Linked DNA regions of Homo sapiens: all the other regions are linked to region 1. Evidence: chromatin loops called from intact Hi-C (ENCODE). Cell type or tissue: dorsolateral prefrontal cortex. All regions are shown on one strand. Links, peaks and the distances in the headings refer to the core of each region. The heading gives the core; the rest is flanking DNA.

Region 1 (6,919 bases), core at 1,208-6,207:
TCACAGCACGGGCTGCTGGAGGGAAGGCTGTGAATAGACAGGGCCAGACCTAAAATCATCTAGCCCCAGATTCCACCACTGACAAGGTTTCCAGGGTATGATTATCTTTCTTTATGCTTGATAGTAATGTCAAGGGTTAGTCGTGTGTATTCCCCAACAGTTTCATTTCCAGCATGATGAGGTTAAGGGGGAAAACCACTGGATAAGGAAGCTTGCAACTGGGTCTCAGCTCATTCATTACTCCCTATTTTGCCTGGGTGAAAATCATAACTTCGTTGGAACTTTATTTCCTCAACTGTTAAAATCAGAGGCTAGATGACAGATATGGTCCCTCTCAGTTCTAAAATTATCTAATTTCATTCACAAATTGCTTCCTGCTAAATCATCTGGGCTGTCAGTCAAGCACTCAGCAAACACATTGTTTGGCCGTGTTTAAATCAAACATATGGGTGACATGCTAAATTCTTAACTGAAATTACTCTAAATATATAGCTACATCTCTTCTTTTGCCTATAAAATTGCTTTGCACATCAATAAGAAGAAAAGAATTTGTGGTGATTAAGAAATATAGGCTTCAGGGCTATATTCCGGGCTATCATTTACTAATGTTTGGACCTTGGGCAAGTTACTTAACCTCATTTTCTGTGAATTGTAGGAGATAACAACATTTACCACATGGGGCTGCCATTCAAGTGTTTAGAACAATGGCTACAACAGAGTAAAGGCATAATGAATGTTAGCTCTTCCTCCTTTATTGCAGTAGAATTCAAAATATGATTTCAGACTAGGAATGATAGCTCATGCCTGTAATCCCAGCACTTTGGGAGGCCGAGGCAGGTCAATCGTTTGACTCCGTGAGTTTGAGCCCAGCCTGGTCTCAAATATGGCGAAACCCCATCGCTACAAAAAATACAAAAATTAGCCAGGCATGGTGGTGCACATCTGTAGTCCCAGCTACTCGCGAGGCTGAGGTGGGAGAATCGCCTGAGCCTGGGAGGCGGAGGTTACAGTGAGCCAAGGTCGTGAGCCAAGGTCACTCCTGCCTGGGTGATAGAGTCAGAGCCTGTCTCAATAAATAAATAAATAAATAAATAAATAAAATATTTTAAAAATATGATTTCAAAAAAGGCACATTCATAGACAAAAAAGATTGTAGCTAACTAAGTACCTGCTTACCTTTCATAAAGAAGGGTCGAGTTGTTTTCCAGAGCTCTGGATTGTTGTTAAATATGATGCCTTTCTCATGCATACCGATGCACTGCAGCCCAAGTTTGCTGCCGAATCGAGAGCTGTAATGATTGTGCTTCATTATGTGGAACATACTTGAGGACCTGAAAAGACAGGAAACTTTGGTGTCAATTTTTAAGGGTCAGGAGAACTCCTGGTGGTACATTTTGACTAGGAGGTAGCTCTCTTAGCAAATGCATGTTGCTCCAAATGCAATGTGCATGATTTCTAGTATTCGGGTTGAATAAGCACTTCTGTTAGCATGAGGACATCCTTCTCCAGTTGAATCATTTCTACCTACTGACTCCCTGTTTCAACATCACCAAAGATAGAAAACACACACACACACCCATATACCATTCCTTACTTCTCTTTCTTCTCTAACCTCACCAAAATACTACCCACTACTGGAGTCAGAGCTGCAAGGCTGCTAAGAAGCTGAACCCTCCATACCACCAGAGCCAGAAGAACCTCCAGCCTCCCAGGTATCATCCAGCCTCACTCCACAAAGTGCCACCCACTACAAGAGTGAGCCACAGAATCAGAAGTTTGTGGAATTACTAAAGTCTTGTTTTCCTATTTTGGAACCAGCAGTTTTGCCTAGTACCACCCAACTCCAGTCTCTAATCAGGCCTGCCCCCTCCAGTGGAGTATCAGTCAGGGCTTGAAAAATATCTCCTTGGGCACTTCTTCTAGCCCTGAGCTTGGCCAGCGCCTGGCTGGACTGGCATGCAAAGTTCACTGTGGTAGTAAAGGAAGCTATTTTGGGGCTCTGCCTTCCATCATGACTCATCAAAGTCTCCAGGGTCACAGAGTTCTCCCACGACACAGGATGTGATGAGTCATGAGACAGGGCAATTTGCATGATGCTCAATTATGCAAATTCAAGATGCATTAGATGTCATTGGTATTATCTTGATTTTAGATGTTGTTGTTACTTTCTTGGTGAACTTAATATTTATACAAAATTTCATGTATTAATTGCAACTTTGGTCCTCCCTCTCCTCTGGTCTCCTGAAATTTTGTTTCACAGCTGCAAATTCTCCCACTATGGAGGTTTTCAGAACAAATAACCCTCAAAGATTGCAAGTGGTTACTATAATATCTGCAATTGGTTCTCAGGTTGGAGAGACTTGCTCCTCCATCTCCTAGTTGACACTTGGCTCCTAAAAGGATACTTTTGCCTTAATGAGGTTGTTCAGTTAATGCCTGTTGAAATACATTCCCAGAGGACTCTAGACCAAAAAAGCGCTGCTCTGGTTCAATGTATTAGGTTGTGGGCTAAGTATTAATCCAGCTCTCACATCTGCGATGTGTTCCATAGTCCTATTTAAGCTTTAAAAGTAAGCCCCTGAAATAATGGTAGTGTCAAGAAATTAGAACAGGATTATTATTGTATAATAATATATAATATATAAGGTGTGGTAGTGTGTGCCTGTAGTCCCAACTACTTGGTGGGCTGAGGCAGTAGGATAGCTCGAGCCCTGGAGGTTGAGGCTGCAGTGAGCCATGATCAAGCCATTGCACTCCAACCTAGGTGACAGAGCAAGATCCTATCTCAAAAAAAAAAAAAAAAGCAGAGTTATTGTATAAATAACTTATTAATATTTATTTCAGGAAAAACCACCTATTTTCAAATAAAAACACTATTAAATATTCTCTTGATCTGATTCCAGATAATATTCATCAAATAATCCTAAGTTTTGGACATGTTTGCCTCTCCCTAGCAAAAATAAATAAATAAATAAATAAAAATCCAGATGCTTCCATTTGTATTCTGGGGAATTTGTCTGACGTTTCAAATTTTGTCATATATAGAAAAATTATGCTATAGGAAGGAATGAAATTCTTACTAATTAAAATATTTGAAAACTCTAGCTTTACTTACCTTCCCCTCCATCATTCTATAATTAAAGCAGAAATTAAGTAATTTATATATTCTTTATTCACAAACTAATATTTAAAAATTTTAAGCACTTAAAGGACAAACACTATTTTTCTGCTCTGACCCTGGGGCTTTTGCATACTGCATTAATCATATTGGCCTGTCCATTTCATTTAAGAACTTGCTAATCAGTTTTAAAAAGAGAGTAAGAAACTCCAAACATAAAACAAACCCAACGAAATATTTGCTAGTTATTAGTAATAAAGAGCCAACCTTTAAAATTCTTGTGTCCTTTAGGGGGCACCAACTTCTCAGCTATTTTGAATCCAAAGCTCAGGCTTGTTAGGGACAAAGCTAATCAGGCCGATGTGATAAAGCAAGGGATGTGTGACTGGCCACAGATGAGCAATTTAAAACAAGGTCACTTACTAAAAGTAGGCTGGATTTATCTAACCAGAGTAAATCAGAAAAGTGAAGAGAAGGTCAGTGATGAACTAAGGACCCCAGCCCAGAGCTCCTCCTGGCAGTCAAGACAGGCCTGGCTCTGGCTTGTGGGCCAGCCTGCAATACTGCCAGAGGCAAGTGTTATACTGATTATTTGGGAGAGTGAGGATTTCTTAGCACTGAGGAGAGTCCAGCTGAGTCCCCAGCCTCAGCAGGGACAGTGCACAGCGTTGGGTGTCTGATCACTAGGGTTATTATCCCTCATTAAGCATGATTGAAGATAAAAGACATCTCCAAAGATGGCAAACCTATTGTCTGTTCAAAATGAAAAGTAGTCAGGGAGTAAGCTCTTAGGTGATGAGAAGAAAGCCACCTGAGTTCTGGGATTAAACAATTCACACACTTGTGGGCAGATTCAACAGTGATGAGGAGGCAATTAATGGACTAATTGGTGCCTTCTTTTTTTTTTTTTTTTTTTGAGACAGAGTCTCACTCTATCGCCCAGGCTGGAGTGCAGTGGCGCAATCTCAGCTAATTGCAAACTCCACCTCCCAGGTTCAAGCAATTCTCGTGCCACAGCCCCCTGAGTAGCTGGGATTACAGGCACCCGCCACCACACCCGGCTAATTTTTTGTGCATTTTTAGTAGAGACAGGGTTTCACCATGTTGGCCAGGCTGGTCTCAAACTCTTGACTTCAAGTAATACACCCACTTTCACCTCCCAAAGTGCTGGCATTACAGGTGTGAGCCACTGCACCCGGCTGGTAACAAACATTTAAAAACACTTGCCTCATGTAGATCTGTTCCATCAATCCTATCACCTTTTCACTGTCCTTCACTTCTCTAATATCCTCACTTACCCAGCTTAAATTCTAGGTGACTACAAGAGATAAACAATCTTTATAACAGAGGAATCTCACTGTAACCACCTAACCAGTGATCAAATTTAACATCAGTGCTAGTGGGACAACCTGTTACTCATCTTCTGATGTGATGTGATATGAAGTTCCTAGTACTACTGAAGTGTTATTGCAAAAATGTGCAACCTTAATCTAATTGAGCCTTTAGACCCAATTTTCAGTTTATAAGAAATACAGAGAATAGATGAATATAGTAAATGACACCCTGATGAAACAGTGAGAGAAATTCAGAATGTGGGATATGTTATAGCTGACCTGGTCTCTTCAAAATGTCAATGTCACAGGGGGAAAAGTGTGGCAGGGGGACGGCTCTTTCAATTTTCCTACTCATTTGACAATTTTCTTAACAGAAAGTTGGGAAAAAATTACTGTCAATCATTAAAATTAAAATACCCTTCCCTGAATCCTCAACTCCCTTGACCCTCTTCTTACTTTGTCATGGTTGTCTGATAAGACCACACTCTAGCTAAATCCAACTCTTAGCTTATTCTGTGCTTGCACCTGGCAGTTGAAGTGGGCTGGGAAAAAAAGAAAAACCACACATGCGCACACATGTGTGCGCATGTGTGTACGTTAGCGCACACGTGCCTGCTGTCAGGTCTCGGTTAAATTCAAGTGGGCCCTTAGTGTCGCTGGCAATGCTACTGCATGTCCCCAGCCCATTCACTCTCTCACTCTTCTAGATGACTATTATATTCTCCCTACTCAGCCCCAGCTGAAGACTTTATTTCCAATTTTCCCAAGAAAGTGGAAGCAACTACAAGAGAATCTCCACAATCCCCAACGACCCGGACCTGTGCCCATATATTCCACCTTCCCTCCTATTACTATGGAAATTCCATGTCCCTATTCAAGGCCAACCCATCCACTTGTCCCCAGGGACCTCTTCACATCTCACCTAGCACACTCTTTCTCTTCCATCAACAATCATTTGATTTTCCTCCATAACTGACCAGTCCCCCTACAACTCACATGCTGTAATTTCTCCTATTTTAAAAATCAAAATTCCTTTGCCCACACATCTCACTCATCTACTGGCCCATTTCCTGCCTTCTTTATGGCAAACTCCTTGGAAGACTTGTCTACACTTGCTGCCTCTGATTCTTCTCCCCCGATTCTCTTCTCTGGTCAGACTTTTGCCCCCACTAGTCCATTGAAACTGCTCTTGTCAAGGTCACCTGTGACCTCCCTGTTGCTAAATGCAGTACTGAAATCTCCATGCATTCCCTTGCCCCATCAGTGGTATTTGACATGGTTCACAATTTTCTACTCCCTGATATGGATTTTTCACCTGGTTTTCAGACATTACACTTTCCTGGTTTTCTCTTCTCGGTCTAGCTGCTCTTCTCAGTCTCTGTTGCTAGTTTCTGACCTATTTACACTAGAGGGTCTCAAGGTTCAGTTCTCTCTACTCAATCATCCCACTCAGATGTCAACTGGGCATGTCAAATCTAACATGTCTGGAATGGAACCCTAATCTCTCCCCTTCCCAAACTTGCTCCACCTATCTCAGGACACGATGTCCCCATTCAATGCAAAACTGGACAGCACTTTGACTCTTTTTTTTTCTCTCACACCCTACATCCAATCTGTCAGCAAGTCTGTTGGCTTTGCCTTCAAAATATGTCCAGAATTTTCCCTCATCTCTTATCATCTCTACTGCTACCACCTGGACCAGCCACCATCACCTCTTGCCTAACTGGTCTGTCTGTCCCCATCCCTTGTCCTCTTGCACCTATTCTCAACAGAGCAGCCAGAATGATTCTGCTGAAACATAAATGAGTCATATGTGTCAGTCCTCTCTCAAATTCTTCAGTGGCTTCCTTTCTTGCAGGGGGTAAAAGCCGGAATTGTTACAATGGCCTGCAAGGCCTGACGTGATTTGGTACCCTATTGCTTCTCTCATCTCCTGTATTCTTCCACTCAGGTTCTTGCCTTAGAATATTGGCACTTGCTGTTCCTTCTGTCTAGAATGCTTTCCCGCCAGGTCTCTGCATGGGCTACTTGCTCATTTCCTTTAGGTCTTTATTTAAATGCTGTCTTCTCAGTGAGGGCTGCCTGAACCACCTGTTTACAATCACACCTGCGTCTCTACAACTGGTCCTCCCCCATCCTCCTTCCCTATTCTTTTTCTATGTAACACCTATCTGCCTGATAAGTGTGACCAACTATCCTGGTTTGCCCGGGACTATGCCAGTTTCAGCACTGAAAGTCCCACATCCTGGGAAAGGCCCTGGTCCCAGGCAAACTGAAACAATTGGTCACTCTACTGATACACTATATATTTTACTTGTTTATTGTTGACCTAGTGACGACATATTGCTCCATGAGGTAAAGGAATTTTGGCTGGTTTGTCCACTGCTGTATTCCCAGAGTTTAGAACAATACCTGCTGCTATACATAGTAAGTTTTCAAGAAATATTTAATGGATGAAGAGCCAATA
Region 2 (6,919 bases), core at 1,169-6,168, 170 kb after region 1:
CATCCTTTAGAAACTTGTGTTGAAACTTTGTAATGATGGGTCCACCGCAGCCTTTAACCTGGGGCTAATTTAGCCCCACTACTAAAACTAGACTTTTTCAAGGACTCTACCCAGTATTCAGTATTTGATGAGATTTCCCCATGGTGGCCGTGGGAATGAGGACTTTTTCCTGTGTGAGCCCTGATAATTTTATAGTGAACAGTCTGTGAATTCCTTTCCCAGCCCTCTGGAATTCCCTCATGTGTAGAAGTCATCCTTCAGTCACAGGTTCAAGGGAGCCCTCTGCAGATCTGCAGGGCTGTTTCACGCAGCTGTCTCCTCTCTGCTCTTCTATCTTGCAAATTCTAGCCGTCTCCTTCTCCCCAAACTCTGATTTTTGGCCCCTCAACTTAGTGAGATTGACAGGCTATTTGAGATCCTTCTCCCTGTGCCACTGGGAACTACCTCCCAGCAGTGAACTGGGACAATCCAAGGGTGCTTTCACTGCTCAGGGTCCAAGGCTGACACAAGCTGTTACTTAGACCTTGACTGGTTTCTAGCAATGTGCGGAGGACAGCAATTTCTGTAGTCACAGCTCCCTGTGAACAGAGGCAGAAATTTCACCCACTACCTTTTGTTCACCATCCCTATTAATGGTTGTCTTAAAGCAACTTTACCTGTTTTGCTATTGTGATTGAAAGTATTTTGCATTGGAATGTCACAGAAAAGGGCATTGGAGATGGAATCAGAGGTGCTTTGCTCTCTGACTTGGCAGCATCTGTTATAACCACTGTAGGCCTTAGTTTCAATATCTATAAAATGAGAGTAAGGATGACTGCCTAGCCTACCACTCCAATATGTTGTGAGGAATAAACTAAATAATGTATTTAACACTCACTATTATGGCAGCAGACACACACCTCTGAGCATCATGGTTGCAGACTTCTCATTAGGCCTTCCTTACCTTCTTTCCACTGTTGCTGCCATCGCCCCCTCTTGTGGTTCACTCCTCTCTCCAACCTGTTGGCTCAGCCAAATTTCTCTAAAAATAATCCAGCAGGCCGGGAGCAGTGGCTCACACCTGTAATTCCAGCACTTTGGGAGGCCGAGGCAGGCGGATCACCTGAGGTCAGGAGTTCAAGACCAGTCTGGTCAACATGGCAAAACCCTGTCTCTATTTAAAATACAAAAATTAGATGGGTGTGGTGGCTCACGCCTATAATCCCAGCTACTCCGGAGGCTGAGGCAGGAGAATTGCTTGAACCAGGGAGGCAGAGGTTGCAGTGAGCCGAGATCGCGCTACTGCACACCAGCCTGGGTGACAGAGCCAGAGTCCATCTCAATAAATAAATAAATAAATAAATAAATAATCCAGCAGAGCCACCTGGAAATGCTGTTCTTTAATGAACGTATGGTCACACTGCTGCTCTAAAATGGTTATGAAATGCTGTGTGTTTGGTATATAAAACTGCTTCCCTGGAAAGCACAAAGCACAGTAATATAAAGTGGTGTGCCAGAACTTTTTGCACCATAGGCTAATATGTCTTTTGTTTTTTTGGTCAGGGATACCTGGAGCTGCAGGAAATCCAGGGGAAAGGGGAGAAAAGGGAGACCATGGTGAACTGGGCCTGCAGGGAAATGAGGGCCCACCAGGGCAGAAGGGAGAAAAGGGTGACAAAGGAGATGTGTCCAACGACGTGCTCCTGGCAGGTAAGAGGGGTACGCTGTGGCTCTCTTTGAGGGCTTGTGCGCCCAGAGAACTGCCTGGCTTCCAACACCAGGGCTGCTCCTGTGTCTTCTCTCCTTTATGGCCTTATGTGGCCATCTGTTTTGCAGCATGTTTTGGAGTTCTATGCTTTCAAAGAGGAGAAACATGAGCATGTTACTCCATGTGGCAAGACCAGATCTGGGATCTAAGTATAAGTGGTTCAGGTAATTGGGTCTAAAAGCCATGACCCAATTTCAATATTTCTTTTCCAAGATATATTGAAATCCAGCACAATCCAGAATAAGACAAGTAAGCAGGCAACTTACGACACCTCAGAGGACAACTGACAGGAAGCACAAGCGTTTGCTTCACTGATGAGGTTGAGCCATCCTCAGACCCTGATCCTAATGGCCTTTTTTCTTAGAATTGGGGCAAAATATTGTTGTGCCAAGCCCTGGTCGACCTCAGTAGGGATGGCAACAGATTCAAGAGCCAAAGAAGAGACCCAGGGCCAGCAAATGTGACATGGGGCTTTACTGGGGGCTTCATAGAGAGGAGAGAGTCCAGTGGTGGCAGGCTGGACAGGAGAACCACTTTAGGACAAAAACAGCCCAGGGGCCTTGGGCTAGATGAGCTAACTCTCTTACGTGCAGCCCAGGGGCGGTGGACTGAGCAGCCACTTGCAAACAGCATGCAATTTACCTGGCATTTTCGCTTAACACCTGTACTAGTCTGTTCTCACATTACTATAAATTACCTGAGACTGGGTAATTTATATATTTAAAAAAAGGTTTAATTGGCTTATAGTTCTGTAGGCTGTACAAGAGGCATGATGCTGGCATCTGCTCAGCTTCTGGAGAGGCCTCAGGAAACTTGTAATCATGGCAGAAGGTGAAGGGGGAGCAGGTACATCACATGGCGAGAGTAGGAGTGAGAGAGAGAGAGCAAGAGTGGGGTGTGAAGTGCCACACACTTTTAAATGACCGAATCTCGCAATAACTCACTTATTACCAAGGAGATGACCCAAGCCATTCATGAGGGCTCTGCCTCCATGATCCAAACACCTCCCACAGACCCCACCTCCAACACTGGGGATTACAATTCAACATGAGATTTGGGTGGGATATCCACACCACATCAGCCCCCTCCCCTTAACCACCTCCACCTGGCAACCTTAACTTAACCCAAAACTCAGGGCCCTAATTGCCTGCACGGCCCCTGTTCCGTGGGATGGGCCAGGGGCGCAGATGTTCCTCAAAACAAAGAACAAAGCTCTGGGTTGGCAACTCCCAGATTCCCTAGCTCTGAGCAGACATTCAGATGCATCTGCCATCCAGGATCATTCTAAGGATACACTTCAGTTATTGCCATCAGGGGCATTTCCCCTACAAATACAGTGGCTGCTTTTCCAGCTCAGGGGAAAAGCAGACAGTTGGTATTTGTGGGAGAAGAGGGTAAGGGGCAGAAAGCCACAAAGACAATAGCACAGAGGAAAGAGCAGGTGACAGCTGACTCTCATGGAGGAGCAGGAGGCAGAAGAATTTTTAAAGCACAGTACTTTGGAGATCACCTATATGATAAAAATATAACATGTGAACATAACTATATAGTCAGTAAAGATTTAGCAAATACCAGAGAACACCATTTCTGAATCAGAGACTTTGCTAGTAGCTGGAAATGAGGAAGACTTATCTGTCCTCAGGAAGCTAGGATGATGCTAAATGTTCAGAATAATGACCCTGAATCAGTTGCCCATCCAACCGTCTATCCATCCATTCAGACTTGATTGAGTGCCTATTGTTTACCAGGCACTGTGCTTCGACCCACGTATCAAGGAAAGATTGAACTGGGTTTAGTACATTTTGTTTCATTAACAGCAGATGTTGCTATGCAAAACATGTATAATTTAAGACGTGTTTTGACAGGGTAATATACATAAATGTGTTTGAAAAATATAAAATTTTATTACACTTCTGTTACGTAGGAAATCTACACATCCAGAGTACCATGTTCCTCCATGCTGCTGACCAAGTGAGGGGTGATGACAAACCCTTCAGAAAAGCACCATCCCTTATGAACCCCAATTGAAAAGACCAGGTCAGAGCAGAGGGTGTCCCCTGGAGGAGAGTGGAGAGGGCGTAGGAGGTTGGGCCACATCTGCTCTGCCTGCAGATCTCTGCCCCTTCCTGGTGGACAGAGAGCTGCCTCCAGCTTCTGTGGCCCCACTTGTCCACTTGTAGAGAGAATGAAAAGGTCTGGCTGTGAGGAGGCAGCTAAAGAGACCTTAGCTGACTACTCTCTTCCCTTCTTCCCACCCTCTCTCCCTTCTTCTCTTCCTCCCTCCCTTTCTCTGTTCCTCCCTCCCTCCCTCCCTCCCCTTTCCTTCCCTCTCTCCTTTCTCTCTTCTTCTCTCCCCTTCTCTGTCCCTCTCTCCCCTTCCCCCTTCTACCTCTTGCCTCCTTCTCTCCCTTTCTCTCTCTCTCTCTCCAGGTGCCAAAGGTGACCAAGGCCCACCCGGTCCACCTGGGCCCCCAGGCCCTCCAGGTCCTCCAGGGCCCCCTGGAAGCAGAAGAGCCAAAGGCCCTCGGCAGCCAAGCATGTTCAACGGCCAGTGCCCAGGTCACCACCTCTCCCCTACGGGGCCCACCTCTTCTGTCAATTATTCCAAACTCTTGGTCTGCTCCCCAGGCTCTGTGACCAGATTTGTTTTAATAGAGGGAGGAGGGTTTTGTCCAAAATGAAAGTTCCCTTCTTGCAAACTTCTCACAGGAGTTCTTTGTAGTCTGCCCCAGGGCTGAGGACCAGGGACAGTTTTAGAATTAGGCCTCCCACTCCCCTTCCCTCCTTCTGCTTCCTTCATTTACCAGCAGACCAGTCCTCCTCCTTGCTCTGTCCGCCATCCCTCCCCCCTGAAACAGTATGGAAAGCTAAGCTGCTAACTTTTTGCACTCTTGAGAAGTGAGAAGCTTGAATGATGCTCAGGAGATGAAGGGGAAGTTTGGATTGGTTAGGTCCTCACGAATAGTAACAACAGTGCTACATTAAGCCAGGCACAGGGCTATGTGCTTATTTAATTCTCACAACAATCCTATGATATTGAAATCATTATTGTGTCCAACTTACAGCTAATAAAACTGATACCCCAAAGAGCTAAGGAACTTGCCCAAGGTCCCTCCAGGAGTAAGTGGCGGAGCTACGATTCAAACCCAGCTCTGCCTAACTGTAAAGTCCCAGCTCTCAGGGCATCTTCCATTTAGATAGAAATTCACACTTTGAGACCTGACCCAAGGTCAAGCCAACCAAGAGCAAGGAATACTTGACCTCTGGTGGACTTGTTCTTTAGCCAATTTGTGGCACAGTGGCCACAGGGTTGAAAGCTAACTGGAAATCAAGGATTTTATTAATGGAAAATACTTCTAGGGTGATGCTAGGACTTCTCTCCCAAAGGGGTGACCTAGGATCCGTCATCTAACTGAAACTATGAGGAGGGCCACTTGCGGCCATCTCCTCAATGGCACTCATAAGGAGGATCCTCACTGGAATTTCTCAGCCTTGCTGTGGCCATTGCTGTCATTTTCCTAAACAGTCTTGAGTTCTGTTTGGTGCACTGTTCTTTCTGGAAGACGTTTGGGGGCGCACGGTCAGCTGTCAAAATGGGCGAATCTGTGCTTTCGAAGATGGCACCATCCCCCTCCCCAACTCAGTGGAGCCTGATTATAATTCTGCAATGTGAGACCACGGCACAGCTGCTCCTCTGCTGGGCTGCCGTGCAGTGCCTCCCCAGCCATTAGCATCGGCCCTTTGCTCAGCTTCCCTTGAAGAATGAACTGAGCGAGACCTCCCCTGAGAGAAGGGGGCTCTGACCCGAGCTTTTGCAGAATTCTAATTTGCCACAGGCTCTGCCAGCCAGTGACGGCCCTTGTCTGGAGAAGCAGTCTCCTGGGCTTAGCCTAATCTACCAGGGGGCTGGATCGGCAGGGGCTGGATGCAGAGCAGGGAAAATGGCTTTAAATGAAAGGCATTATCTTCCATTCTGCCTCCTAGAAAGGAGTCTTTGGTTGCCAAGCATTTGCATCTGAACTTGGCCCTCTCTCCTGCTCCAACTCCACATCTTTAATACCCTGTAGTTCCCTAAGTGGAAACCCCAGTTGAAACTCCGGGGGCAGCAGGGTTGCCCATGGGAAGTTGTAACAGATCCCCGACACCACTCTCATCAGGTGACAGAAGGACTTCAGGGAAACACAGGCTTATCCAGCTAGAAGGAAGCTTAGAGATCATGGAGGGTCGGGCTCCCTTATTTTACTGATAAAGGAGCCCTTCAGATTACCCTCAAGATTTCCATCAAGCAACCACAAGGTGATTTGAACCCCTCAGGATTTGAGTGGGCCTGAGGTTCAGTCCATGTCCTGTCCTCTTCATCCTGGCCACATTCATCCTCCTCCCTCCTCTCCCTCAGGTTTGCTTCTGCTGCCCTAAGGCACCTCTTCACCAAAGGTCTAAATTCAGCCCATTCATTAAGGGGGACACTGATAACCTGAGGAGGATGAGTCACAGCTCAGCTGTAGCCCCAAGCCAAATTGAACCAGGCCCCTGTCAAGGACCTGTGTTTCTCTAGGCTCTTAGACAGAGACAGTGGGGAAATGGTCATGAGGGGACTCCCATGTCTCTAGGCTGGATGGAATCTAGATTACTTCTTCCTCTAAATCGGTGTTTCCCTGCCTGATGTCTCTCCCAGGAAGATGCTGCATAAAGTGGACCACCCCATTCTCTGGGGCTGCTACTTCACAGCTTCCACCAGCTTCCCTGAAAATGAAAATCCTTCCAGAACAATGCAATCATGATAGTGATGCCACCTGCCAGACAGGCCAGGAAGGCATCAGCAAGCCTCTCATTTCCCCAAATTGCTGAGGCCTTGAACAGGCTGGCTCAGGCCACTTTGTTGCTTTTACTGACGTCCTTTTGGGATTGTATTATCTTAGCAACTGTACTCCTGAAAAGCTTCCTGGGAACTCAACAAGCAGGGCGAAGAATTTGGAAGGCTATGATTTGGAGTTGCTTGAAAGCAAGCAACCAAGGAATCTGGTGATCTATTGCAAGGGATGTTTATGAGACTAGAGTCTGGAATGAGGTGGGGAAGAGCAGCAGCTATAAAGTCCAACAAATCTCACTGTGCCAACCGTATCGGCTCTGATGATTATTGTTGTCATTTTAGGTGAGACTTGTGCCATACCA
Region 3 (6,919 bases), core at 1,112-6,111, 150 kb after region 1:
TGTGAATGGAGGTGAGATGGTAAGAAAGAAACTCCCCTCAGGAACCCCACATCCAAGTCTGACTCTCTTTCACTTATTTTGGCCTCAGAGAGAAAAACTATAATTCTGTGACTTCTTGGGAAATGCTAATTGAATAACTCAAGTCATATTCCGGCCCTCACTGAAAATTAAAGATCTTCAGAACAGCTTGGTCCTTTACTCTGAAACTCTTGTAGCTTAAGCATCTTTCTTCCATCTCTTGAAGTCCTTTTTCAGAGTTACATGCGACAGTAATGAGTGCTAGAGAAATGGATGGATGGAATTACAGGCACAAAAGCCTGTTGAGAGGCACAGGAAAAGCCTCTTCCTTTTTGATTTTTTTAATATAGACCTGAGAGCCAGGCTGTACAGTGAATGCATGGGACGGAGCTATTGAGACCACTTAGGAGAGATTGGCAGAGAGTGGGGAACGACGTCTGCACTGGAAGTGGGTTGAGTAGGTTTTTCTTTAGCACTTTGAAGTGCTTTTCAAAAGACAGCACCTTCTCCTTTCATGCCAGCTTGAAATTGGGCCTCCTTTTGCACAGAAAGTTCTTCAATTAAAATTAGATGTGAAAAGTACAAGTTGCAAAGTGAGAGGATCCTTTGGGATAGACCACGAGGCCTGGATTGGGGGCAGGGTAGTGGGCAGCAAGGTGAGTGACAGGACCCAGGAATGAACTGGGTAGCTTCAGAGGGTGGACACAGAGCATTGGTCTCGAGCCCTAAGAGGATGCCTGGCAGGAAGATGTGCCAGAGCAGAACCTGGGCTTGGGGACTGGGAACAAGGTTTAGCTTCCCACTGGATTCATCTTTGAAAAAGCAGGCACTCATAACTTGAGGCTAGTCCAGCTGTGACCAGGTAACCTGGCTCCCATTCCTCTTCCTTGCCCAGCTGTTGCTGCTACGGCAGTCAGGACAGATGCTATGTGATTCTGTGCAACCTTTAACATCTCAGTTGGATCGTGAGGGTAATCCCCTAGCTAGAGTAATTAGTTATTCTGCTAGTACAGAGTTTGTCAAACAACACATGCTTTTCTGAATGCATCTTACTCTGGAGCCCAGATTTCCTTGGGGACCCAGAAGCATATCTTCTGGGAGAGCAGGCATCTTGAAGAAGCCATGTTATTGGGTTATTCTTCACTCACTGCATCCTCTTCGTGTGTATCTGTTAGAAAATATCTAAATCATCATGTTACTGAACTGCGTATTGGGGCAGAAGCACTACACATTCTCCTTGCAGCCAAGTGACCCTAATCCAGTTATGATACGTGTCTCTAGTCTCTTATTCTATGCCTAGGCAAATATCAATCACGGATCAATGCTGCTGAGCACAGCCTCATAGCATTCTTTTCTGCTGTTCCAGAAAGCCAGCACTAATTGACTGGAACTGGCACTTCTCTCTGCAGACTGATTTGTTTTTGGTGTTCATGGCCATCACAGACCTCAAGTTTACATAACTGGGGCATTGTGAGCCAATTTTAGATTTCAAGGGAAAAAATATCTAAGTGGCTCAGCTCTTATCAAGCATCCACCCAATTTTAATCGATTCTGGTTAGGAGTGTGGGATGGGTACAGTTAGCATGAGCTACATAATTTGCAGGGCCCAGTGCAAAATGAAAATGCAGGGTTTCTTGTCCAAAAGAAGCAGGAAAAAGGCTTTCTTCTTTCTTCCACAGTCTTGACCTGTTTTGGTGTGAGTTTTTATCTGCTACCTAATGTCATACTCCATGAAGCATAGAATACTTATGGGGCAAGTACAGACCCTCACAGGCACCAGGGATCCTTCCCTGTGACTCAGGCACGCAGGGCACCACTCAGCCCCACCTTTCCTGCACTTGTGCCCCAGCCCCTACCAGAGTGGAAGGTGGCAGAAGTTACTGATGGGGCAAGGAGTACAGAGGACACATCATGGGGCAAGGGAGCAGGTGGCAGTTCCTAGGAAGGTGGTGGGAGTTGGGACCCCACCAAGCCCCCTGTGCATACTTTATTGACCCATTGGACTTCACTTACACAAATTCAAAGACAAGATCACTGGGAATTTCTAGACGGCGACTGCAGAGCATTAAGCCCACACCTGAAGCCCCCTTGTGAGGTGAAACCCTATGCACCTGCATGGGTGGTAGGCCCAGGACACCAGCCCTGCATGCACTATTAGCATGATCATGGATGTCTGCACATATTCCTTGAGGATGTGCTATTCAAGAAAGGGAGAAGGGTCAGGAGCTGAGAAACAGTTTTCTAAACACCCAGTTGGCACACATCATGGCATTTGACATTATTTGACACATGTGGGAGCTCTTCCAGATGTCAGGCCCCTGGAGAGCCAGGCTGGCATTCTGAGAGGACGGAGGACATCCCGCCATCACCATAACTCCCTATGCCTCAGCACATTTTATGTCTGCCCGGACTGCTGAGCTCTCTGGGGCTGTCTTCCTTTCTCTTCTGAAATTCTCTCCTCATCTAGCTGCGGGGAATTAGACCTGCTGGATTTCCTCCTCCAAGTGTCTTCTGACAACTCTCTCTTTCCTGGTGCCTCTTCTCTCACTTGCCTCTCCCCAGGTGGGGTGTGGCCCTCCCGCTCTTCCATCCCCAATTCTAGCCTAGACTTTTTACTCTTGCCTTAAGACTAGCAGCTCTGGACCTTTTTAGGATCAAGAACCCCTCTAAGGATCTGCTGATGGTGACTGATTCTTTTCCCAGAAAATTTTCACACCACATCAGAGGGCCCATGACCACCTCCATTCCAGTCATCTATGATGCTCGGATAAAAATGCAGATTATTGGGCCTCACTCTAAATCCAAACTGAATTAGGAACCCCAGATGGGGCCTGGGTATCTGCATTTACTAGGCATTGCAGGCGATTCTGTGGATTCATATGAGAGGAACTCTATCCATAGGGCATCAGTGGAACTCTTGCAGGACACCCTAATCTAATCACCACAGTGAGAGCCTTGGCCACGGCTAACGTGTCCTGAATATACAGCTTCAGCCGGGAGCTCTCACCAACAGTACTGATGCATGGACGTGGTTATCAGACTGTCGTGAGAACTTTTGAAACCTACTGTGTACAGGCAAGTCTTGTGTCTTACAGTCAAATTATTCTTTCCACCAGTCTCTATATCCGAATTTGGCTCCCTCTGTCGTCGCGAACGATGATTAATTGATTTCCTCTGACCTCTGTTAACTGGCCACCTCACCCCCTTCCCAGTACGTGTTCGCCATCTGGTGGTAAAGTCATGGAGACACAGGCTGTACTGACCCTAGAGAATGTGGTACCATTTTAGCCAGCCATTTTTGCCCAGAGTAGGACTGTTATGTATTGAAAGCATATCCTCAAACACCTATTTCTCCCAAAAGTCCCCACGCCTGTCAAAATAGCCTCTATCCATCTGTATTGCAGGCCCCCTGTTATCTGAATGTCCTCCTCCTTTGCCTCCTACCCAATCAGATGTGGATTCTTGCTCATTCTGCTGAAATACCTCTTGAATGTCTAGCTTTCTCTACAATTCTACAGTCAGCTCATTTATCCACAAGCTTGTCACTGAGTTGACAGCTACAAAGATCCCCTAGGGTTTTTTTTTTTTCTGCAATGCCCATCCTCCATGTCTCTCTTCCTGTCTCTGTGTCACTGTCTCTCTCGTCTTGTTGCACCTAGTTCTATCCATCTACCAACGACAAAGAGGCTATCAAACCCACACTGCTTTCACAGCATCATCCCCCTGCCTAAGAACCTCCCATGGCTCCCTCCTGCCTCACAGATACCATCTACACCTCCTGGTTTGACATTCAAGTGCTTCTGCCACCCACCATACCCAGGTCCTTCTTCAGCCTCATCTCTACACACTTGGCCAGTCCTCTAACTTCCTCCCACCCTGAATCTTATAAGTCCCCACCTCTGTACCTTTACTCCTGGTGGCCCCTTCATGGAATGCCAGACCTCATCTGCTGCCATCTTAAGCCCCGTTTCTTCAATGTCGTGGCTCCAGGATCATCTTCTTGAGATGCCTTCTCAGACCACTGCATGCCCACACTTCCCCAGTACCCCTTGTCAGGGGTATGGGAGTGGAGACTTCACTGTAGCTCTCTCATACTGCATTATGGTTTCAAAGAGTCCATCTTTCCCACGTAGACTGTGAACACAACAGGATACAGGCACCAAGATTTCTTGGTGGAGTTTGATGCACATAATAACTGCTTAGCAATGCTTGTTTTGTGAATGGTCACAGGCTTAGATTTATGGAAAGACCTCACCATTCCAATATTGGTAATCATTATATGTGGTCTAAAGAGGCGGGCAGATCACGAGTTCAGGAGATCGAGGCTATCTTGGCTAACACAGTGAAACCCTGTCTCTACTAAAAATACATAAAAAAAAAAAAATTAGCCGGGCGTGGTGGCGGGTGCCTGTAGTCCCAGCTACTCGGGAGGCTGAGGCAGGAGAATGGCATGAACCCAGGAGGCGGAGCTTGCAGTGAGCCGAGATGGTGCCACTGCACTCCAGCCTGGGTGACAGAGCAAGACTCTGTCTCCAAAAAAAAAAAAAAGAAAAGAAAAGAAACAAAAGGAACTCAAGTGCTCATGTTACAACCTCATTAGCTTGTCTGAGTACTCAAATAGAATAGTCGACAATAAGACACCCCTATTTGTGGGAGCAAAATTCATGTGAACCCCTTAGATCCTTGAGTAATTACATGCTAAGGAAGGTATTTGTTACCTGATCTGGGCTCTCAATTTTTCTCAGGCTATTTCATGTAACAAAAGAGAAATCTAGCCAGCCAGCTTTCACTCCCGACTCCCCCCAGTGGCTCAGATGAGACAAGCTAGCTAGATTACAGCACTTGGAGAACTCCTGGGACGGCCAAATCTCAGCCCCACAATGACAGCACCATCATTTGCTAACCCCCATGCTAGGGCTGCACTCATGGCCACCAGCATTGTTACTGGCCCTCCGTTTATTAGGTTGACTGCTTGAGAGATGACTAATTTATCAATCTAGAGTGAGGACAGCTCAGAAATTAATCTTGGTTCATTGAAACAAGCAAAAGTGGTTTGATTGGCAAATGGGTCTTTGTTGAATTGCTTTAAAGGGTCTTTTGGCCAAATATAACGAGTTCTAAATACAAGGTGTCAAATCCATTGCTTAGGGTCAGTAGATAATTAGGAGATTTGAAGGTCGGGGGTGCTCTTTGTTTTCTGGGTTCGGTGCTGGTTTCTCAACTAAATTTTTTTTCCGTTGTAGGACCTTCTGGACCACCAGGTAAGAGCCCATGGATTTTCTAGTTCAAGGGGAGGCTGTGGGTGGCCAGACCCTAGGATCTCCCTGTTGGGACAGATGCGGGGAGGGCAAGAGCCTGGAGGCAGTCCTGGCTGTGTGTCTCCTTCTTTGTGCCCCTCACCTGAGGCTCTGCCATCACCATCCCCCCACTTGGCACTGCTTCAGCCAGAGAAGGAAGGAAAGAAGTGGGAAAGGATGTGGAAAAGGAATTGATGCCTGCTCAGTTTCACTGGTAAAGGAAATGACAGTAACTTCAGTGAATAATTTTTTTTTTTTTTTTGGTTAATGTCCCTGTTTCTGTGTTTTGATGCAGGACCTCCGGGAGCCGGCGGGTTGCCAGGACACAACGGATTGGATGGACAGCCTGGTCCTCAGGGCCCAAAAGGAGAAAAAGGAGCAAATGGAAAAAGAGGAAAAATGGGTATTTTTGGCAACTCTTCTAATTAATTTCCCTGTTATTTATCTCCATGATTGCATTTGGGTCGACTAAAACTGTGTGCAGCAGGGGTAAGGTGTTTCATCTCTGCACAGTTTAAGGCCGGTTTAACTCTTACCTAGAAGCCATTGCGTTCCGGGATACCAAGGGTATACTTCTTGGTCCCACCTTGACAGATGTTTATTTCAAACTGGAGAAGCCGTCTCCTGGGAACTGACTCGCACCCTTCTGCTGCAGATGGGAGGTGGAAGGAGCAGGAGCCCACAGCCCTGGGAGGGGCATTCTGTGGGCCGTGTGACAGCTGGTGCTGGTGCATGCTCTTTCGAGGCTCAGCTCCTGCCTTGCCCTCTATTGCCTCCTCCTGCCCAGCGAATCTGTGTTTGGTTGAAAATCAATGAACTGATGTTGGCCCCTGGTAAGGCATTTCTTGGCTAGAGGAATAGCTCAAACTGCTTGAGTGGAAAGGCAGCATCCTGGCCTCCCTGTGGCCGGCACTCAGGTCAAAGGGTCTCCTCTTCAGGGGCTACAGGATAACTATGAAGATATGGCTGGCATCTCGGAGGAGCTTCCTTTGCCCTGTTATGAGCAGGCCATCACCACTGGAGAAAAGGCCCAGAAGCACCAAGGCACGAGATGTGCCCAGGGAGCAGTAAGAATCAGGGGCTGGTGCAGGGCCTGGCAGGAGGCTGGGGCACAAAGGGGAAGATTCTGAAGGGCTCTGAGCACCAGTCCTGGGGAGCCGGGGTCAGGGCAGATCCACCTGAAGAAAGCTGGCACATGCTGTGGTGGGAGCTCAAAGACAGAGGGTAAGAAACTACTCAGGAGGCTCCTACGAAGGCCTGGCTCTCAGCCACCCGTCAAAGCCACTGCTGAGGGCAGAGGGAGGTTGTTTTCAGCCGGAGACTCCACTGCACCATCTTATTTTCAACCTCTTGGCTCTGCTACCCAAACTCACTTGGACTGGCCCTGGACGAGAAGAAATGGTAGAAAATTCTTCCAGACAGCAATTACTCCTTTGGTCACCTCCACTCTTATTCTCATTAGCAATTGAAGTAAGGGCCAGTGGAGAGGGAAAAATTGTCGAGCACCTCTGACACTTGGCAGTGCCTACCTGCTTGTGTTCCAGAGGGCAGCTTCAGAGAAAACGGGCACACACCGTCCAAGCCAGCTCAATCCTCAGAAGGCC

The links. A loop is a pair of places that touch in the nucleus more often than their neighbours do. Peaks named below come from ENCODE experiments on the same cell type or tissue, not always from the same donor. Only the 100,000 strongest peaks of a DNase experiment are listed, where the experiment ranks them.
Region 2: a loop joins it to region 1, with 4 times the contacts of the local background. A loop is called at or near these places in 55 of 110 quality-filtered maps.
Region 3: it touches region 1 in a loop (3-fold over the local background); 56 of 110 quality-filtered maps call a loop at or near these places.

The regions. Positions count from the first base shown.
Region 1 is chr15:51,226,603-51,233,521 of GRCh38, forward strand. CYP19A1 (cytochrome P450 family 19 subfamily A member 1) reads right to left here. Exons shown (of 10, transcript NM_000103.4): 4 at 1,177-1,331. The region is part of intron 1 of MIR4713HG (MIR4713 host gene); the gene reads left to right. Among named protein-coding and RNA genes, the nearest start is that of MIR4713, 12 kb to the right of the region's middle. RefSeq lists enhancers at 1,850-2,144, 1,870-2,164. In dorsolateral prefrontal cortex, for the core only: a CTCF peak has its summit at 3,412 (motif pointing right); no DNase peak of the experiment used is centred there.
Region 2 is chr15:51,393,293-51,400,211 of GRCh38, forward strand. GLDN (gliomedin) reads left to right here. Exons shown (of 10, transcript NM_181789.4): 5 at 1,543-1,689; 6 at 4,178-4,306; 7 at 6,900-6,919. Among named protein-coding and RNA genes, the nearest start is that of GLDN, 55 kb to the left of the region's middle. In dorsolateral prefrontal cortex, for the core only: no CTCF peak of the experiment used is centred there; no DNase peak of the experiment used is centred there; H3K27ac peaks cover 923 bases.
Region 3 is chr15:51,378,175-51,385,093 of GRCh38, forward strand. It overlaps GLDN (gliomedin), which reads left to right. Exons shown (of 10, transcript NM_181789.4): 3 at 5,262-5,279; 4 at 5,611-5,718. Among named protein-coding and RNA genes, the nearest start is that of GLDN, 40 kb to the left of the region's middle. In dorsolateral prefrontal cortex, for the core only: CTCF peaks have their summits at 3,237 (motif pointing left), 3,439 and 4,816 (motif pointing left); DNase peaks (open chromatin) are centred at 3,207 and 4,847; H3K4me3 peaks cover 1,659 bases; H3K27ac peaks cover 2,692 bases.